Regions from separate parts of the Mus musculus genome. Here region 2 is linked to region 1. The links are chromatin loops, found by intact Hi-C in ENCODE. Cell type or tissue: heart. All regions are shown on one strand. Each heading gives the region's core, and the rest is flanking DNA. Links, peaks and the distances in the headings are about the cores only.

Region 1 (8,054 bases), core at 1,869-6,868:
GATCTCTGTGAGTCTGAGGCTAGTCTGGTCTACATAGTGAGTTCCAAGTCTGCCAGGGTCATACAGTGACATCCTGCCTCAAACGGAGAAAGAAAAAAGGATTGTGGACTTCTATGAGCAATCATATACCACAAACTGAATACCCTAAAAAAATGAGAAAATGGGGAAACAGAACTGCCAAGACCGAATCATGAAGAAACAAAAGCAAAAACATGAACAGTACAAGTTAACAACAACAACAACAATAACCAGAGTCAGTAACCAAAACCAGGAATCTGCAATCAAAGAAAAGCCGAGGTCCTGAAGGGTTCCCAGGCCATGGAACACGTGAAGAACTAAATGTCAGTCCTGCCTGTCTTCTGAAAGCCTGGAGAGAGTGCCATGAATCTACCTATTAGCCCAACTCTAGTATCAAAGCCAGACAAGGACAAATAAGACAAGATCACAAGCTGGGCGTGGTGGCGCAGGCCTTTAATCCCAGCACTTGGGAGGCAGAGGCAGGCAGATTTCTGAGTTCGAGGCCAGCCTGGTCTACAAAGTGAGTTCCAGGACAGCCAGGGCTATACAGAGAAACCCTGTTATCAAAAAAAAAAAAAAAAAAAAAAAACCCGACAAGATCACTGGCCAGTTCCAGTTCCCATGGTGAACACGGATATAAAAAACTCCAAAACACTACCAAACAGAGCTCAACAGCACATTCAAAGCAACATCACCCAGGACCACAACTTTCATACACAAGGACAGAACTGAAATTGTTAACACATGTGACAATGTATGGGACAGAAAACACAAGGATCTCAACAGACACAGGGAAGCTCCTTTCCTGACACTAACTGGTTAGTTACCTATGGAAAAATGCACATGAACACAGTAAGGCCACACAAGACTGACAACATCATACTCCATGGGGTAGTCCACGGGGTCTCCTTGGAGATCAGTAACAACACAAGAATGCATGTTTTCATCATGGTACCAGCCAGAGCAATGGGCAACAGAAAGAAATAAACAAGTACATCAAAAGTAGGAGTGAAATTGTCCCTCTACAAACAAAAGTATCTTATAAATGGAAAATTCTAAAGACTCCAGTAAAAAAATCTGTTAGAAAAAATTTCAGATTAAAACCAACATATATTAGTCAGGAGGTCAAGGGCTCTGTGTGTGTGTGTGCGAGAGAGAGAGAGAGAGAAAAAAAAGAGAGAGAGAGAGACAGAGAGAAAGATAGAGAGAGACAGAGAGACAGAGAGAGACAGAGAGAGAGACAGAGAGAGAGAGACAGAGAGAGGGAGAGACAGAGAGAGGAAGAGATAGAGACAGACAGACAGACAGACAGAGAAGAGACTGTAGAGGCAGGTATTTACAAGTATATGGATAGAAGCCAAAGGTTGACGTTAGGTGTCTGATTTGATTGTTCTTCAGCACAGTTTTTGAGACACTAACCCTGGAGCTCGCTGATTCAGCTACCCTGGCTGGCCAATGGGCTTCTTGGATCCTCCAGTCTCTCCCACCCCAGCACTGGGACTATAGGTACACACTGCCACACCTGGCCTTTTACGTGAGTAATGGAAAGCTGAGCTTGGGCTTCATGCTGTAAGCTTTAACTGATTGAGCTGTCTCCCTAGTCCCAGTCAGGCATATTGCTACATCCTAGCAGTGAACTATGTAAAAAGAAATAGAAAACTCAACAAAAAGAAGAGCGTACTTGGGAGTGAATTACTCAAGACTGTAAAAAGATCTGTACACTAAAAGTTATAAAATGCTCAAGAAACTTAATGTGGACACAAATCAATGGAAAGAGATCTCATGTTCATGGGCTGGGAAAATAGGGTACGCTTCTACCCAATCAATCTACAGACTGTATATAATCCTTTACAAAAGTGTAATGGCAGTGCCAGAAGGAGAAAAAGGACAATCCTAAAACTCACCTGGGCCTGGACACACACTCCGCCATGCCAAGAATGGAGGCAGTCCAGCCATCCTCTCCCAGGAAAGGACTTATCAAGCCGACAGCTAAGTCTATGGAGCTCTGGCTTGTCTCATGACTTTCCAAAAGTCCCAATACTGCCACAGCATGATAGACTGAATTAGGAGCCCTCTTTTTTTTCTCTTCTGGCTTTTATATACTGATATGTGTCCCCTTGCTTTGTTCTCTTAGGATGCTGTAAGCCATGGACCTGAGAGGCTGGCTCTACAGAACACACAGCAGTTACAGGGCCACTTGAAAACTGCTGACAAAGAAGACACAAATACTCTTGCCAAAGACAAGCAGGTAAGATGATGGATATGTTGCTTTAACGTTTCACAACCTACAGCTGAATCTAAACAGTACATCATACACAATGGTATGAATGCAAGTTTGCAGAAAGTAGCCACACCTATGTGAAAGAGTCAAGACTGACTGATTTGAACAGTGTGATTGTGGAGTTGGAATGTTGCATATTCCCAGTCAAGTTATGTTTGGTTAATTCTTGTCCTTTAGGCGCCATCCACTCTGCCCATCTTGTTTGACCTAACCTTTCCACCACTGGTAAACCTTTGGAATCCATTAACTTAGCAAACCACTAGCATAAAAGCTAAAAATGCTGCCAGACAGCACCTGAGAGCTGCTAGCTGGCGGTAACCCACCCACCTGATGTTCTCACCAATGTACCTGGAAAATGCCTTACTTCATGCCTTTTATCCTACGACTATGAAAACTTCATGAAGTCACTTCCACACTGGAACATGTCATTTGGAGGAACCCAAATCTGTGTTTCTGGGCCAAGGCCACTGTATTTGGCTCAAGAATAAACTCACTTTTTCTCCCTATGAGGTGAGAGCTGTATGCACTGACAGACATACGTTTTTGTCCACTAAACCTGGGTAAAGCAGATGGAGCAGAGAACCCCCAATAAGTTGTCCAGCCTATTGCAGACCCTCAGTTCCGTGGAGTGGCTGTGATTTCTGAACAGCCAGGGATCACCCTCTGCAATCAGTCTACAGGGAGCTCCATCTCCCTGACTGTTACCTCTCAATGGACTTGTGAATCCGCCTCCACTGGGGATAATGAGCCTCCTGTTCAAAGCCACCTCCTTTGGCTCTAGCTTGCTGGGCCACATTTAGGGATCTGGTGTCAATAAGGTAGCCACGCTTTCCTGCCCTGAGGGTGGCATTTATCAGCTTCTCGTCTTCCTTGCACCTCCTCCCGTTTGTGCCGGTCAGGGGCTGACCACTTCGCATAATCACCTGGAAGCACACATGGTAACAATTCAGTAGCAGCCAGTTGAAGTTCCTGAGAAGGAGCTGCATCAGGAGTCTCTCAAAAACAATCTGTGGCACGTTGTCATGGATTCTGATGAGTGTACCATACACAAAACTCTACATGTATTAGCAACAGCTAATACTATAAAAACAAAGATAAGCCTTGAACTTTTATACAATGATATTCCTGGACCAGGGAGGCTTCATTTGTGTAACCAACCAACCCGGCTGACTGCATATACATTCCTCTCTACCCCAACCAACTGACTGCCCAGTGCCTTCACTGCCCCAGCCCAGAAGTCCACACCCTTCTCTTTGATAATTCCACTTTCTGGACCTTAGTCTCATGCCCAACACTTAAACACAGGATAAAATCCATAAGTTCTGTCCCCTCTTTATATCTTTATCACTTTATCTAAGAGACTAACATAATCTTGGAGGAAAGAGCAAACTTCGCCTCCATACACATAGGGTTAGAAGGCAAGAATTATGAAGAGAAACAAAGTGAACAACATGCATCCTTTTCTGGGGAGTCATCGTCAATGTTCTGGGGCTGCCTGTCTATTACTTACCCTCTACTGCCCTCTGCCGGCCTTTTTTCTATTCTGAGACTGCCTGTCTGAAGACGACCATCTATGCATTTGAAAGGTTTGCTTTCTAAGCTTTTCTCAAGAATTCAGTGCCTGTTAGACCAGTCTCTTTCCAGGGAATGGACTGGAGACGTCTCAGGAAAACCTTCATCACATGTTCTCACCACTCGCAAACAGTTCAACCCCGCCTGCGGCCAGTTTGTGGTTAAGTTTTTGGGAGGCAGAGGAAATGTTAGGAGGTGGGGCCTGGCTGGAGTAAACAGGTATTTAGGGATGTGATTAGGGGATAGCCCTGCCCCCCCGGCCTCTTCTTCCTGTCTCTCTGCTGAGGTCAGGAGCCTCTTTCTCCCCACACTCCCTCCATCATGGTGTTCTACCTCACCACAAGCCCAAAGGAGTGGAGGCAGCAGGACGGGGACTAAAACATCGAATCTGTGAACCAGTGCACATCCTTCCTCCATTAACTTGTTTCTCCACAGCAGTTGCCCATCTCTGGATCTGTTCCAATAGCCTGGTGACTAAGAGGAAAACCTTGCAGGATACACCATTAGGCTTTGCCAATCTCTGTACGCCCTAAATCTAAAGCAGTGACATCTGAAACCCACACAGCTTTCTAGCTTTGTTGCACCCACCCACCTGAGGTGTTCCCCAGTGCAGCCGTTACATGCATTACCTGTGCCTTCCTTTATTTGGGACTGCAGGAGCTGATGAAGCCTGTCACCCAGGGCAGATACTACTGTTTGGCTCAGAATAAACAGCAATGATTTTATATTGATGCCACCAGAGGGCACAAAACTACATTTGGTCTCAGTTGTTAAACACTGTGATTAAAAACTGAGGAGCAATGCCACTGCTGGCAGGACAGGTGGCCTGCTGACTAAAGAGCACAATTTTAACTCTGTCACATTGATCCCTCTGTCATATTCCCAGGGGGAAGGACAATGGAAGAGAGTTGTAACTGTCTAATTTAATATGGGCTGCAGAATAAGAAGCAAATCAAGAGAGGACAAAGTGTCAGACATGGTGGCGCACACCTTTAATCCCTGCACTCCAGAGGCAGAGGCAGGTGGATCTTTATTAGTTTGAGGCCAGCCTGGTCTACAGAAAAGTCCAGGCCTGCCAGGACTAAACATAGAAACCCTGTCTCAAAACCAAGGGGGGGTGGGACTCGGGGGGAAGAGGGGAGAAAGAGGGGGAGAGAGGAAGGGGAAGGGAGGGGAAAAAGCAGAAAGTAATTTGGAAAGCTTACGTGGGGCAAGCTCTAGACTGCTGTATCTCCTGTGAGGAACTTAGGAAGCCCTGAGTGAAGTGTCTTGCTGATATGAGCAGGCCATGTCACAAAGACCAATGCCACAGACTCATGGGAAATAGACAAAATCTTGCCCAAGGTCAGGTCAGAGAAATGGCACACCCTTCCTCTGAGCATAAATGTTGACAGCATATGCAAAACTAACAAGTGCAGAGCCTGCTAGCTTACCTCTCACCTAGCTGGGCCCTCCCCTGTCCTGTCCATAATAAACATGCTGAGGCTCCACATTGGAGCAGTGGTGTCACTCCATCAGACTATGAACGGCCTACCGGATCCCAGATTTTCTATTGCAGTTTCCTTCACACTATGCTCTGAAGATGAATCTAACCTTTCTAAAGCTGAGCAGTAAGAAAGAATTTAGAGCATCTTTGGGAAAGCTCCCACTCCTGGGGCCCTGCAGTTTACATGAAGGATGCACTAGTAGGAACAATCTGGCCTGACTTCAGAGGAAAGCCACACAGACAAGAGATCATTTTCAAGGATCCAGCCCACAGGAGACCACCCGCCAGCAGAGTGGCAGCCCTCATACTCACCATGCCATTCTTTTTATGGTAATAGCTCAGGACTGGGAAGCGCCCCCCATGTCGGAAGGCTGCTACCTTCCGAAGTGCTTCGTCATCGACGGACTTGGGCACAATGACAGTTGGTGGGTAGGAAGGACAGATAGAAAAGTCCTTATTGATATAGCTCAGTCTCCATTCACTGGTCTGAAAAACACATAGCACTTCAAAACTTAGCCACCGTTTCAGTGTCATAGAGCATCTAAGATTTAAAAGTTTTGGAAATGATTTCCAGGGAAGCCATTCAACAGGGAATTTGGATATCTAGCCCACACTCAAGTCCTGTAGAGGAAAAAAATTCCACTCTTCACACCAGCTTCAATAGCTCTGGAATGCCTAGTGATCAGTGTCCCTAGAAACTGCTTGCTTGTGCCAGCCAAACACACCTATTGTATGTGACGCTTAACCATCATTTGAAGCTTAAACTATGACACAGACAGCACAGCCTAAGCTCTCCACAAGACAGCCTGGCAAAGGTTTAAGACAGTTAAAGACAGTTCTTTCCTTATGACAAGGAGACACTCCTGGAAAGCCCTTATGTGTCATGAGGTCGTTTCTAAGTCAGCTCCTGCATTATGGAAGCATGTGACAGGAAACCATCAAACAGCAGAAATGAAAACTGCATGTAAAATGTAAAACTGCACTTTACAGCTAAAAACCCATATTACATGTGCAAACTTTAATATGTGCCTAAAAATTCAAGCTGATCCTACATATCAACCCTGGCTTAAGTTAATAGAAAATTAGGGTAAAATGTGAAACAGAAACTTTAATTTACAAGATCAAATTCATACAAATTTTAATTGCTTTCTTCTATTTTCAAACATTTTGCAAAAGTTTTTACTTACTTTGTTGACTCGGTGTATGTGTGTGCATGTGTGCCTGCTGTAGCATGTGCACATGTGCCCGTGGAGGCATGAAGAGGCCATGGGATTCACTAGAGCTGGAGTTATTGGTAGTTGCAAGCTGCCCCATGAGGATGCTAGAGCCCAGCTCAGGTCCTCTGGAAAGCAGCAAGCTCTCTTTAACCACTGAGCCATGTCTCCAGCCCCACCTGATTTCTGTACTGTTCCCACTTTGTGCTCACTTTCTCATATTTCCTTAGGCAGTTTTAACTACTGCTTTAGAATCCTTCAAACATCTGGGCCATCTCAGGCTGAGTGCCTCTTGACTCTGTCCTCAGGAGAATGGGTGACATTTCTTACTCTATAGTTTTGGTTGCATCACAGCCCTTGTGAAAGCAGACACATTTGGTGCAGAGGTTTTTAGCATGCTTTTAGACCTTGGTAGCTTAATGAAGTCCACAGCCTGTGCTGCATGGTGGCTCAGCTCCATGCTCACTCTGTTCACAGCCAGAGACCTGGGTTGCACACAATGTCAAGGTTCCTTTCTCAGGCCTGCTCCTGCCCAGGGTTCCTCACTGCCCTCCTGCATCACTGATCGCCTCAGGCTCCTTCCTAGCTTTTCCTCCTAGAGGAACAAGGGCTTCTGTCAGAGTGTGAGCTGCTCTGAACGACCAATGCCACAGTATGCTGATCTCTAACAAAGCCACTGAATGAGACTAATGAGATGTCTTTATAGATATTCTAAATATTCTGTTCTTTTAATATCACATTGCATGGGGCGAAGAGACATAACTGATAAGCAGAAGTAGATAATACTATGATTATAGAATTTTGTGGTTGGCAAACAAAAGAAGCTCAAAACAAACAAACAACAACAAAAATTACCCAGCTTTCCAAAATCTACAGATCAAGACAACCCGTCCTTCTCAAAGGTTTTCTAATGATAGACACAAGATCTTATGTCCCATTCTATAAATACCATAAAGTCTTACATTCTTTTATTCACTTAACAACTCTTTACCACTTGCTGGTCATGTGCCAGAAATACCGCATAGGAATAAACTCGCCTCGATTCCTGACCCTGTGAAGCGCACACGCTCACTGCTTCCTAGCCCAGGGGGAGCAGTAAGCTATGAGCACAGCCAAACTGCTGCTTCCCCACACTTGAAGGATGCTTCTTACAGACTGTTCTTCCCGCTTCCCAGGAAATTCAAACCCTGGCTCCCTTCTTATTTTAGACACATCCTTCAGGAGCCTATGGTTCCCCCTTACCCCATGCTTTTCATAACATGCAGTTTGATTCCTGCCAACTTTTTGTCTTTAATACACATCTCTCAAACAAGCTCTAGACTAAACTACATTTTCACCATTTTCAATGGTATTTATCATACCATAAAACTTCCTTCTTCCCTCTGCTACCACGGGCATCTTCATTCTTCAAATGCCATGGATCCCTAACCTCTACTTCTTGATTTCCAAGTGACCATTTATAAAAGTAAGAAAAAGAAGCCAA
Region 2 (8,054 bases), core at 1,019-6,018, 460 kb before region 1:
CCCCTCAGGTTCTTTATTAATGTTCAATCCATTGGCTCCCTAATCCTGTCCTTGGCTATAAATGCTCCCCTTTGGCCTTGTTGCAATTGGAGTTGAGCTCCAATAGTCATAGCTCACGGAGCTAGTCTTAAACTGTTTTCTGAGGTTTAGGCAATTGTCAGAACAATTTCCCTTTAACAGGAATCTAAAACTCAATTAGACAGGATCTATTACCTCAGAGTTCCAATCAGTAGGAATTCATATGCATGAGTCAATAAGCAAATACCAGACCACAAGGAGCATGGTAAAAGCATGTTGTGGTTTGGTCTGTCGCTATGTATTGTAATGCTAAATTCTGTACCTGAAGGTCTAGGCCGATGAGTGAATTGTCATGTTTACAAGATTTTGTTATGCAAACCTTGTTCCTTGATTTAAAACTATTAGTTCCTTGATTTAAAACTCTAATCCTGCAAATAATTGGCTATAGCCAATTATTTGCAGGATTAGAGGTAGGTAGGTTTTAAGTTACCTGATTGGGAGTGAAGAAGAGAGAGACCAGGAGGAGAAGGAGGAGAGAGAAGACGCCTCCATGAGGGGAGATGGACTGTGAGCACGTGGCCAGGAGAAACAGCAAGTGTCTGGGGTACACTGCTGGGGAGGCAGCCAGGCCAGCAGTTAGAAGAGTAGATTAGGGGTGATCCCAGTAATTGCCAAAGCCAAACAAAACAACCACAGTCTGAGTCTCATTCATTTGTAAGCTAGATGGGGATAAGCTTAAATTGCTTCTACTACAACGAAATGTTGTCCAACTGCCCACTGAATAGTTACCTTTATCCTCTGAGGTTAGTGCTGCCCTCACCCTGGGCCAGATGGCCCATTTTCTGCAGTGGGCATCAATGCAGGGACTCACAACTGATCGACATACAGAGAAGTGACCTGAGTACTCAGCCTCTGTGTCAGTCCACCCCAGCTCCCTCCGGGAACACTGTGAGAGAGGAGGCAGAGGGAATGTCGGAGCTGAAGGGCTGGAATGAAGTCTGTGGAATTCTGTCTTCCGGGTGTGAACATCACACTCTCAAAGTTACTGTAGCTATGGTCACCTGTACCAGGTCAGGGCAACACTCCAGCAGGCAGTGCTTGCTGGATTGACGGGGGGGGGGGGGGGGGGGGATTGGAGGGGATATGTGGGATATGAACATGGAGTCAGAGGTGAGAATGATCTAAATAAATTGCATGCATGTATGAAATTGTCAAAGAATTTTTTTTAAAGTGTTTTCTCAGCAAAAAAGCATGGGCAGTCCCTTCAGCCTGTGAGAGCCAGAGTCCTGCAGGGAAGAGTAATGTGGGCTAGACTTGAAGAACACATAAGGACTCGTGCTTCTAGAAGCTCAGTGATTAGAGGTAGAAAACAACTGTCTTCAAAGATAATCAACATATAGGATCCTTGACATCTAGAGCAACTAACTCTTATCTCCCTTTTTCATGTGTGTGTGTGTGTGTGTGTCTGTGTGTGTGTGTATGTGTATGTCTGTGGTTATGTCTGTGTAGGTCTCTCTTTCTCTCTCTTCTCTCTCTCTCTCTCTCTCTCTCTCTCTCTCTCTCTCTCTGTGTGTGTGTGTGTGTGTGTGTGTGTGTGTGTATGTGTGTGTGTGTGTATGTGGTTATGTTTGTGTAGGTGTGTGTGTATTTCATAGGAAGGAGTCTTTATTCTAGACGTATGTATCCATTGAAAATTGAGTAGTCTCCTGGACAGGCACTTTTGGGTGGGTTGTCAGGAACGAGGAGCGATTGCTTCTAAGCCCGGAGTTCTTCCCTTGTGGAGTTAGCAACCGATTCTTACTTTTCCTGCAAGCTCTTTTGTATGGAAGTAGATCCACATCACCTTTACAGTTAGGAGTTGTGGAGGTGATGAGCAGATCTCATCCCCACTGTTTGGTCGGAACCCTTGCTTATCTCCTGTACAAACTAAGACACCCTGTTTGCTCTTCTTCACCCAAGGAAAGCCTGCAAGGGAAACAACTCAGGCTTAGAAGCCATCTCTCCTCCTTTCTGACCACCCACCTAAAAGTGGCCGCCCAGGGGCTGTTTTTGTCCATGGTGTGCCTCGCTGGTGGAGATGAAGGCAGAGGTGTCAGGAAAGTGCCTCGCTGGCACGCCATCACTCCTCGAGTAAACTCTATGAAATCCTCTTGCTTTAGGCCAGGTGTGTGGCTTCACTGACCTCCGCCTGTGGGATCAGTGAGCCCACAGGAGAGCTGACTCCTAATAAACCTGCCTTTATCTATTTTTAATCTGTTCTAATCTGTCGCAGAGGGAGAGAAAGGGTCTATCACTCATCCTTCAGAAGTGCATGTGGGTTTCAGGATGAGTAGCTGATGAAATGTTTCTGGGTCAAAGGCGTATGTGTTCTGCATTGTGAAGATGAGGAACATGGAAGTATTTGGGGGACAGGAGAGTCCTCCTCCGTAGATGCAGGATAGTTTGGGTTAAGATGGAAAGATGAAACTTGGCCTTGGAGTCAAAAGGCAGGAGAGGCTTTGGGTCCCTAATCTACAAGCTCAGCAGGGGCGGGGCTTCAAAGCAGGCCCTGAGTGAGGAGGCTTTGCTTTCAACATGGACTCCCACCCTATCTCTTTCCACAGATGGCAAGATGGTCAGGATAAGCACATGGAATCTAGCCCAAAGTCGTCTGGCCGTGGGTCAGTCTGGGCCTAGAGGACCCAGGAGTCCAGACACCTGGAGTTTGGAGAGGTATAGTTTCCGGAATTGGTGTGTGGGCAGGGGGTGTGGAGTGCAGACAGCAAGGAGGGGCTGATGAAGAAGAATGAGGTGGAGTCGCGGGAGGAGATGAAGGCAGAGGTGTCAGGAAAGTGCAGATGCAGCAGGCACAATCGCGGGTGGAGGAGCAGGTAGCACCGAGCTCAGGTGATGGGCAGGTGGGGGTGGGGTGAGATATGGAAACCAGGCACCTGTGCCGCGGGAATGTGCTGCAGGTCCATACAAACTTAGGGTCATTAGACTATGGTATGAGAGAGTTTCTTAAGTTCCCTATCTACAGACCCCATTCCTTCAGAGACAGGAAAGGAGAAACACCAAAGTCACAGCGGAAAAAGTCAGGGAGGTCTGTATTGGCGTGTTCTAGCAGGAACACTGGCATCCCTGTGAGGAGACTGCTCCTCCTGGATGGATCCTATTCGCTCCAGATAATTGACTGTTCTTCCACCAGGTAAGCCACTTGGTGGCGCTGTGAGCATGAAAAGCGGGCTCTGTAGCCAATAAGCCTTTTGCAAGACTGGAGGTGTGACTTGGAGACTGTCTAAGGGGCAATGTAAAAAGCTCAGCCTACATCCGGACCCCGGCTGGAAACAAATACGGACATAGAGAGGTCCTGCGAGACACCAGGAGGCAGACAAGGCAGGGATGACGACTGTCTGTCTTGTGACCAGGAAACGGGGTTATGAGACCTATTCAGCTTTCTTTGACTCCGCGCTGTTTGGTTAGGAAAGGGCATATGTGTGCAGAGAACAAACAATACAGGGGAAGGGAGTCTACAGAGAGCTGCTGAACTCTAGCTGCCCCCAACAGACCTCCGGTAAAGGAAAAGGAAGACGCGAAAAGTGACCCACAGCTGGGAAACCTACAGGTCAAAACTCGGAGTAGGGCCTGGGGCAGGATGGGGGTGGAGGTGGAGGTGGGAGTGGAACACACCTTAAAATCCCAGCACTAGGAAGGCAGAGGCAGTCTGATCTTCATGAGTTCAAGTCTATCCTAGGCCATAGGGCAAGTTCCAGAACAGCCAGAGCTACACAGAGAAACCCAGTCTTGAAACAAACAAACAAACAAATAACAACAACAACAACAATAAAATAGAGCCTGTTAGGAAGGGCTGAGGACAAGGCCTTGATTGAGCATAGCTGTTCTCCAACTTCTCAGAACCCCGTGCCTGATAACTGTGTCATAGTAGGGTGACAATGAATGACAATAATAGACCATAGGTTTCAAAAAGGTGAGAAACAAGGTTACACAGGGTCTCTCTGTGTAGCCTTGGAACTCACTATGTACACCCAGGCTGGCCTCAAACTCAGAGACTGCTTCCGCCTCCCGAGCTCTGAGATTAGAGGTGTGCACCACCACACCCTGCCTAAGGGCTGGAGTTAGGTCCCTTGCCCAGCACTGAAGAGTTGTCAAGCCCCAGTCAGATGGCTCTCAGCCATCTGCAACTCCAACGCCAGGGGTATCTGATGCCCCCTTCTGGCCTCCTTGGGAACTGCATTCACAGAGCAGCATAAAATATATTTAAAAATTGGTATCTCTGAGAGAGAGAGAGAGATGGAGTTTGGTCGAGTGGGTGGGTAGGTAGCTGGCCAGGGACACCCAGGGAATCTTATCTCCACCTTCCCGGACTGGGGTTACAATCACCACCATCACACTCAGCTTTTCCACTTGAGTCCTGGGGATCAAACTCAAATCTTCATGTCTATGCAACATCCTCACTTCACCTACTGAACTATCTCCGCAGCCCTAGTTAAAATTATTAACTGGTACATAAAGGCATACAATTGTGCATGTTAAGGAAATAATGTGTGATATTTTGATATGTATACACATTCCACAGTGTTTAAATCACATTAAACATGTTTTCTCAAAAATTATTTTTATTTTAAAATTTTTCTTTTCCTAAGACACCCCGCCCCAAACAAACCAAAATCATCTGTGTTTACACTAATCCTTTCCAATGTTCACACTATTGATGACGAAAATCCCCTAGTGCAACTTTTTTTTTTTTTTTGGTTTTTCGAGACAGGGTTTCTCTGTGTAGCCCTGGCTGTCCTGGCACTCACTTTGTAGACCAGGCTGGCCTCAAACTCAGAAATCCGCCTGCCTCTACCTCCCGAGTGCTAGGATTAAAGGCATGCGCCACCACGCCCTGCTCTAGTGCAACTTTTATTACAAACTCAAGGAGTTTGGGTGTGGAGACCCATGCTCCTAATCTCAGTGGTAGAGAGACAAAAGCAAGAAGATCAGGAGATCAGGGCCACCCTTGGCTACACAGCAAGTTCAAGGCCCACCTGGGCTACGTTTGATCTTGTCCCAAAGAATCAAACAACAAAGCAAAAACAGAAAGAGATCAGGGAGGTTGAGGGTGTGTTGCTCGGTGGCGGAGGCTGCCTGTCGTTGTGAGGCCTTTAGTTTGATCCCCAAAACCACAGAATAGAAGAAGTGGGGGAGGGGGGGAGGACTTTCATCAGGAAAGCCTAAGAGCTACGTTGTTGCTTTCTGCTATGAAACAGCTATCTCTCTGTGTTGAGTGCTTTTCTTTTTCTCAACCAACACTGCCATTGCACATTGCTGGGGAGCACGGGAGCACTGCATCACACCCAGGATTGTCTTCAATGACCCTGCCTCCTGATGTCACGCCTCTGTCGCAAGCAGCTGTCTGCAAAACTGGTCTCAGAAATGATGGTCTGATTTCTCAGACAAGGTCATAAAGACTGTCCTGCTTTCACTGTGGGGAAGTCAGCCACCGTGTGGTGGGGAGCACTCCAGCAATCCCGATGGGGAGAAGCTGAGGACCCCTCACCAGCAGCCAGCACCAGCTTGCCAGCCATGCAGCGAGCCACCTTGGAAGTAGATCTCCAGCCTCAGTTGGACCTTTTGGGAACTGATGCTCCCACAGGACAGGCAGTATGATGGAATTCCTGGAACCCTGAGCCACAGCAGCCTTACCCCTCTTTCCTCACCCCCTCCCCTGCCCCCTCCTCCACACTACACTCTCTCGGGTTCCAGATGTTCTAGAACCACCCCATCGCTGTTCCAGGTTAAATAGAAAATCTCCTCCACAGGCTCATGGATTTGAAAATGGGCTCTACCTGACAGCCCTGTTCTCCAAGGCTGTGGAAACTTCTGGACACAGGGCTGTCTAGTCTCATTTGCAGCATGTATAGTTTCTGCTTTCTGGTTCAGCTCGACTTGAGTAGCTCAGCCGCAGGCTCCGCCCTCTTAAACCATCCCCCATGGACCTCAGTCCCCAAAGCCATGAGCCTTGAGTTGCTTCTGTGGGTTATTTTGTCATTGCCATGAGAAAAGTATCCAATGCAGTCGTAAGTGAGTTGTTGCTCAGCAAAACAATTCAGTAGAAGCGCCTGCCGAGTAGCCTGAGAACTAGAGTTCCGATTTCCCAAGTAAAAGCTGTGGGGGCTCCCTGCTTGGTGGCACACACCTTTAATTCCAGCATTCGGGAAGCAGAGGCAGGTGGATCTCTGTGAGTCTGAGGTCAGCTTGATCTACATAGTGATTTTCAGGTTAGCCAGGGCTATGTAGAGAGACCCTGTCTCAAAAGCCAAAAATCAAAACAAAACAAAAACCCAGCCGGGCGTTTGCAATCTCAGTGCCCTGTTAGCAAAGACAGGGAATCCTTGGAGCAAATGAACTACAATGAACTAGTTAGAGTAATCAAAAGGGTGGTCTCCAGGGCCATCAAGAGGGAGGGAAAAATTCAGCGTCAACCTTAAGGCCCCCTCCCCCCCCCCCCGCCCCCCACGTATGCAGGTGCGCAGAGCAGACAGGAGCAGAACTGTTTTGGTTCCCGCTCTTCCACTACTACTATATCATTTTACCTTTGAACCTCCATTACCTTTACAAAATAAAAGAGCTGTGGGTGTATGTAGTTCAGTGGTAAAGCTCATGCTTAGTGTGTGTGGTGGAGGAGGCATGAACATGCCTTGCACATACTTAAAGGATGGAGCAAACATGAACCTGACGCGGCGCCAGGCTTAGGGAAGGGACATGCACTGGTCCTGCTAAGCACACACTGCACACTGTCAGTCACGCTAACTGTAGAATGGGTCTTTTTTATCTGCCTTCAGAGCTGCTGCGGGAGCCTAGTGGGAATCTGCGGTCAGCAACTTGTAGACTCTGAAAGACCGTGTAAACGTGCTGGAGTTAGCATCTGAGGGCCTAGGTCCTGGGACTCTGGCAGCAGGACTTCCTCTGTAGAAGGTTAACCATGGGGGTCTACCAGGGTTGTTCTGCCGCTGTTATCGCAGAACTGTAGGTAGAAAGCAGCGGGAAGCCGGGTCCCCTTTCCAGGGACCATCTGAAGTCACAAAGCTGGGCCACTGAAACCTCAAACACCAATGTAGATAAGGCATGTGACTGCAGTCAGGAGACACTGAGCCAACTGGGGGTGATCAAGAAAGGAAGCAAAAATCCTGAAGTGAGAGGTCTTTAGTGATGACTAAAGAAGAAATCCGCTGACCTCCGCTGTGCTGGGAAATCGCCCTCGTGTGTCTCTGGGCAGAACAGTCCTGAGTCCAGAGTTCAGGCTCAGCGACCTTCCTTCCTCCTTTCTGCCTAGGAGTCCCTCTGGCTTGAGGACCGGCCTGTGAGGTGGTTCTGGTCAGATTAAGCAAGTGACCCTCTTAAATTACTCCCTGATGGCCAATAAGGGCTTATGCAAACCAGGGACAAAAGAGGAGCGAAAATAATCTCATCATAGGACGCCCTGAAACCTGCTTTTATAAAAGGTTGGCTCTGTGAACTTCTACTTCAAAATCTGAAGTTTTAAATTTAATTCTCCTACAATACTTTCCACTAAACAAATATGTAAAGAAAAACATTTTATTTTTCAAAAAATAAAACCAGGAAGTGAAGATGCACTTCCTAAAACACATGCCTAGTGTGCACCACAGAATACAGTGTTTATAATGTCATACTTTAAAGAGAAAAACCACTGCACATGGTGGTAAACACCTGAAATCCTAGCTCTTAGAACTCTGCGGCAGGACGATTGTGAGTTTGAGGAAGATCTTGTAGCTAATTAATTTATTAATTATATAATTGAAAGGAAGGAAGGAATTAAGGACAGACTATAAAAAGAAATGTAGCTGGGATTGGTGGGCACATACTGTAAGCCTAGCACTTAGAGGCCAAGGCTAGTCCAACACTGGTTTGAGAATAGACCAGACCACACAGTAAGAGCCTGTCACAATAAATAAATAAATAAATAAATAAATAAATAAATAAATAAATAAATAGAAAAGGGGGAGAAGAAAGGGACAGCAGGCCAAGGGTCC

What was found. A loop is a pair of places that touch in the nucleus more often than their neighbours do. Peaks named below come from ENCODE experiments on the same cell type or tissue, not always from the same donor. Only the 100,000 strongest peaks of a DNase experiment are listed, where the experiment ranks them.
Region 2: a loop joins it to region 1, with 2.3 times the contacts of the local background. A loop is called at or near these places in 3 of 42 quality-filtered maps.

Annotation. Positions count from the first base shown.
Region 1 is chr14:63,531,323-63,539,376 of GRCm38, forward strand. It overlaps Mtmr9 (myotubularin related protein 9), which reads right to left. Exons shown (of 10, transcript NM_177594.1): 4 at 5,670-5,843; 5 at 3,005-3,222. Among named protein-coding and RNA genes, the nearest start is that of Mtmr9, 8.6 kb to the right of the region's middle. In heart, for the core only: CTCF peaks have their summits at 3,833 (motif pointing left) and 4,600 (motif pointing right); no DNase peak of the experiment used is centred there.
Region 2 is chr14:63,073,139-63,081,192 of GRCm38, forward strand. Gm35908 (a long non-coding RNA gene) reads left to right here. Exons shown (of 4, transcript XR_874690.2): 3 at 2,622-2,730; 4 at 3,206-4,237. Among named protein-coding and RNA genes, the nearest start is that of Gm35908, 6.3 kb to the left of the region's middle. In heart, for the core only: CTCF peaks have their summits at 3,212 (motif pointing right) and 4,233 (motif pointing left); DNase peaks (open chromatin) are centred at 3,383, 5,173 and 5,953; H3K4me3 peaks cover 1,007 bases; H3K27ac peaks cover 2,895 bases.